Regions from separate parts of the Homo sapiens genome. Here region 2 is linked to region 1. The links are chromatin loops, found by intact Hi-C in ENCODE. Cell type or tissue: CD4-positive, alpha-beta T cell. All regions are shown on one strand.

Region 1 (2,500 bases):
ACCTATGAAGTCAATGGCCTCGTTGAACCAGGAGCTGATGTCTGCCTTGTGGTTGTCCTCCACAGGGATGCTCTTGTACTGGTAGTGACCCTCAAAATGGTTGGGACAATTGGCTGAGACGTTGATCAAGGCAGTGATGCCCAAGGCATCCAGCATGTCCTTGCGGGAAGCGTGATACGCACTGCCCAGGTACAGAAAGGGCAGGATTTCCACCGGGCCACCCTGAAATCCAGAAATATCCAACATTCATCAAGCTTGCTCAAAGCCAAGGCCAGTGCCCATACCCACAAAAACTTTCTGCTGGAAAAGTCAATTTCAGATACCGAGTGAACTCAGTTCTGTTGCTGGAGGATAAATAAATAGGGAACTAAGCCCATTTGCCTGGGCAGGACCAGCAAGTTCATTTCCGTAGAGCCTACAATTGGAGACTCGGCTCCGTCAGACCACTTAACTGTGGAATAAATCATATCCCTGTGTCCCCTCCGTTATAAATAATGCTGCAGGTCACTTTCTATATTCTCCCTGGCACTACTCTTCCATGCCTTTGCCAGTTCTTACTTCTTCCCTGTGGCAGGGACACCTACTAACCTGATCGTAGAGTGGGGTACTGCAGGAACTGCACCCAGATTCCGCGCTGTCAGGGACGCTAGTACTCAGGGGAAGGCTGAGCCCCATGGGGGTCGACTGTTTGCTGCACAGCTCCGGGCAGGAAGCCGAAAACGCTTCGTATCCTCCTGGGAATACAAAGACATTTTTTTTCCCCATTAGTGACACCGGGACACGGCACCTTCATACAACTCCCCCACCCACCAAGGGCTGGAAGTTTACATCGGAAAGGCCCAGGCAAGTCTTTGTTTCCAGAGCCAAACAAAGCCAATGACAAGTTCCAGAGATAAATGTACTCCAGCGCCCACGCGCTGCAGGTGGGGCGATCCCCCGGGAGCCGAGAGCCAGGGGTACCGGGCAAAACCTCAGGGGTGTGCGGCCCGCCCCGAGCTTCCCCGAGGGCGTACCTTTGAGGAAGAAGACTTGCGCGGCGCGCGCCTCGCGGCAGAGCGCGCCGGCCGCCAGGGCCAGGGTGCCGTCGCGCTTGGCGCCGTCCAGGGCGGCGCTGCGCTCGTCCAGCAACACCACGGCGTGGTAGGCGCCGGCCAGCAGGCGGCCGCGGAGCTCGGCGTTGGGCACGATGTGCTCCAGGCCCATGGCGCCCTTGGCCCGGCGCCGCACGATGGTGCTGAAGCGCACGTTGACAGAGCCGGCGATGTGGCCGGCGTTGAAAGCGAAGAAGGAGCGGCAGTCCAGCAGCAGGCATTGCGCCGCTCGCTCCCCCAGCAGCGCCCGCAGGCCTCCAGCGTCCAGGGTGCCCACTTCCATGACCATGGCCGGCCTCAGCGCCCCCAGCGTGATCGGCCCTGCGGTGCTCTTTGTCTGTTCTCGGGGCCAAGGGCAGGGCGGCGCTTTTCGAGGAAAAGCTAGACCCCCGGGTCTCTCTGCGCCGAACCAAAAGCCGCTTTTGGACTGAGAGAGGAGCGTCACGCGGGGCTCCGGGCTCCTCGGCTTCTTCGCGGTTCCCCCGACTGCCCCTCCGACCCGCGTCGCACACACAGCCCAAATGTCCTTCGCAGCGAGCCTGGCCCGGGGAGCGCGTTTATATGCGGCCTCTGGGGGACGGGGCGGGCCAGACCCGCGCGCAGGGGGAGGGGGGGTGTTTGTTTGAATGGTGATCACGTGACGGGGCGGTGACGTCACCCGCCCTGCCAGGCCAGGCGCCGCCGAGCCAGAGGGGGAGACGTCATCAGCCTCGGAGCTGGGTCCGCTCGCCGCGCGCTGGCTCGCGGCCCGGCCCCCGCCCTGCTGTCCGGCCTGCTCTTGGCGCGTCCCCAGGGACCGGACCCGCGCCGCGCTCCAGGCCCAGCGGGGAGGAGGAGGGCTCGCTGCCAGCTGAGGCTGACCTCCGGGATGCGAGCGGCCGGGAGAACGGGCGACGTGCCACCTGCCTTGGCCTCGCCGCTCCTCCCTCTCTCCCTCCCCGAGTCCCCTTCCCCGTGCCCCTCGGCCGCCGACCTGAACCGAAAGGGGCTTCCTGTGCTTTTGCATACTCTTGTGCCCCTTTTCCTCATTTCCTCATCACTAACAGGCGGGGAAACTGAGGTTCCCCAGGCGAAGCGACTGACTTGCCCAGAACCACACTACTGGGGTGGGGGCAGCAAATAGGCGCCTAAGATGAAGTTTAGAGAAAAATGAACAACTCTGCCGATAGAAAAGTCGTCCCTACCAAGACCGACTCGAGCGAGTTGGGGCGGAGAGGTTCAGGGCAATGCTTTCCTGTTTCCCAGACTTTTCTTTAAGGTGGCTTTAAAATATCTACATTTGCCATGAAAGTGTGAGCAAGCAAACTCCCACCGGGAAATAATGCTATTCCTAGTCTTGTGGCCCCCGGAAGACTTGGAGCCAAGGGAGGCAGGTCAGGGGGCTGAAATCCCGGTGAGGGGTCGCAAGG
Region 2 (2,500 bases), 600 kb before region 1:
AGAGAGAGCAACAAACTGAGGCTGATCCCAGAACGCTTTACATCCCTCCACCCAGAAGCACCCTGCAGTGTAACAGGCAAGGGAGGAGTTCAGGGCCTCAAGGCAATCTGCCTCTGTCAAGCCCCAGGAAGGGGAAGATCAGCTTAAGTCACCCCACAGAAATGGCAACAATCACAGTAACAGCCACATTTACATCTTGTGTGTGAGGCAGGACAGTGAGGGCTGGCCACAAGCATCAATGTTCGCAAAGTCGGGGCAAAGGGCTGTTTTGATTTAGACGTCACAGCTCAAGATGCTGAGGATCAGAGGGGTGAGGTGACTTGCCCAAAGTCACACAGCCAACAGGCAGGGAAGCTAGGAGGAAGCTCAGAACTGATTCCAGCGCCACATCATAACCACAATGCGGCCTCCCGAGTGTAGCCACGTCATAACCACAATGCGGGGCCTGTCCAGGGAGAGGCAACAAGCGAGGCCCGGCATTCACTCACTCATCCTTTCAATTGCTCAGCAGGTATTTTTTGTTGTTGTTGTTGTTTAATTTTTTTTTGAGACGGCGTTTCACTCTTGTTGACCAGGCTGGAGTGCAGTGGCGCAATCTCAGCTCACTGCAACCTCCGCCTTTCGGGTTCAAGCTATTCTTCTGCCTCAGCCTCCTGAGTAGCTGGGATTACAGGCGCGCACCATCACGCCCAGCCAATTTTTGTATTTTTAATAGAGATGGCGTTTCACCATATTGGCCAGGCTGGTCTCGAACTCTTGACCTCAGATGATCCACCCGCCTCGGCCTCCCAAAGTGCTGGGATTACAGGTATGAGCGAGCCACTGCACGCCTGCAGCTCAGCAGTTATGAACTGAACATCTACCCTCCGCGGGCCCTGTTCCAAATGCAGGGGACACAAAGATCACTCCTTGTCCTCAGGGACTTCACATCTGCTGGAGGGGACAGAAAATAAAGAAGGAGAAACACAAGAGAATCCCAGTTTGTAACAACAGCCCTGAAGGAAATCTACAGGCAGCTGCCACCATGGTCAGGGAGCGGTGGTCGGGACAGGCCTCTCTGAGGAGGGAATCTGAGTTGAGACCCGGAGAATGAGGAGGAGCCAGCTGTACAGAGTCACAGGTAGACTGGCAGGCAGGGGACCCGCCAGCGCAATGGCAATGGTCCGGAAGCAGAAAGGAGCTGCGCTTCCCTCAGCTCCTCCCAGAGGCACCACTGGCCTCCACCACCCTGCACCACCTGACCCAGGCTGGCTGGAGTTAACTCTTCAGTCACCAGTGCATTGGTAAAGTCCCTCCTCGTCCCCATCCTTCTCCCCAAGTCTTAGTGTCTAATTCTGGCTCTGGTATAGCCTGTTTTTTCTTGTTATTGTTGTTTTCAGACAACCTGCTTTTCAGTCAGGGTCTTGCCCTGTCACCCAGACTGGAGTGCAGTGGTGTGATCACAGCTCACTGCAGCCTTGAATTCCTGGCCTCAAGTGATCCTCCTGCCTCAGCCTCCAGAGCAGCTAGGACTAGATTTGGTGCCACCACGCCTGGCTAATTTTTTAAATTTTTTGGAAGAGATGGAGTCTTCCTATGTTTCCTAGGCTGGTCGTGAACTCCTAGCCACCCGAAGTGCCAGCCCTGCTATAGTCTGTTAGTATGAAAAAATCGGTAAGCTATGGGGGGAGAAGGGAAAAAATGCATCACAGGGGAAGCAGAGAGAAAGGGGAAGAGAAAGAGTGAAGTGGAAGGTGAGTATGGTGGAGAGAGGGAGAAGGGAGAAGGAAGCCTTTCAGCACTCACCCTCCCTGCTCTGCTGACAAGACCCAGAGACACCCTGCACTGCAGGCTGCTGCGGTCCCAGCAGCCCCACCCACCAGGGTGCCAGGAGGGGCCCCAGGAGCACTCAGCTTCCCCGCCCTGACACCCGCCCTTTTCCCCTGCCACTTCCTGTGCTAGTCCTGCCTGCACCCCTCACCACTTCCTCTGCATGAGAGGCCACCATCCATCGCCATCCAGCTGAGGCACGCTTGCAAAGAAGGGTGACATTCCTGGGCACAGAGACCACAAGGCCAAGAGTAGACACCGCACTGAAGCGACCGTGGACTGCCCAACAAGCCCGTTTGTCTTTCTCTCTGTGCTATGCAAGAGAAAAGAGACACGCTCCTGGCCAGAAAGATCTGGATGCAAGTCCCAGCCCTGCCAAAAAAAAGCTATGTGACCCTGAGTAAGTCACTGTACCTCTCTGGGTCTCTGCTTCATCAGGTGTGGAGTGAGGATATCCCCCTACCTTTCATGGGGATACGAGAAGAATAAATGATGGACATGTAGGAACTGAGCAAAAGTCAACTCCCTACTCATCTATCTTGTTCACTTTGGAACCCACAGGGCCTGGCACAAGTAGGTGCTCAATAAACAATCTAGAGCTAACACTTACATGACTTCTTCCAGTGTCCTAGACTAAGTGGTTTCCATGGGTTGTCTCATTTCATCTTCCAACAGCCCTATGTGATTGTAC

The links. Peaks named below come from ENCODE experiments on the same cell type or tissue, not always from the same donor. Only the 100,000 strongest peaks of a DNase experiment are listed, where the experiment ranks them.
Region 2: it touches region 1 in a loop (5-fold over the local background); 9 of 110 quality-filtered maps call a loop at or near these places.

What each region holds. Positions count from the first base shown.
Region 1 is chr5:172,769,573-172,772,072 of GRCh38, forward strand. DUSP1 (dual specificity phosphatase 1) reads right to left here and starts at 1,623. Exons shown (of 4, transcript NM_004417.4): 1 at 1,014-1,623; 2 at 589-734; 3 at 3-222. The coding sequence starts at 1,380. RefSeq lists silencers at 971-1,080, 1,621-2,070 and enhancers at 1,110-1,871, 1,181-1,450, 1,872-2,500, 2,098-2,500. In CD4-positive, alpha-beta T cell, a CTCF peak has its summit at 1,224; DNase peaks (open chromatin) are centred at 189, 739, 1,719 and 2,249; H3K4me3 peaks cover 2,500 bases; H3K27ac peaks cover 2,426 bases.
Region 2 is chr5:172,173,642-172,176,141 of GRCh38, forward strand. All of the region lies in intron 1 of STK10 (serine/threonine kinase 10), which reads right to left. Among named protein-coding and RNA genes, the nearest start is that of STK10, 13 kb to the right of the region's middle. RefSeq lists a silencer at 1,630-1,856. In CD4-positive, alpha-beta T cell, CTCF peaks have their summits at 1,270 and 1,472; DNase peaks (open chromatin) are centred at 360, 1,190 and 1,900; H3K4me3 peaks cover 2,500 bases; H3K27ac peaks cover 2,322 bases.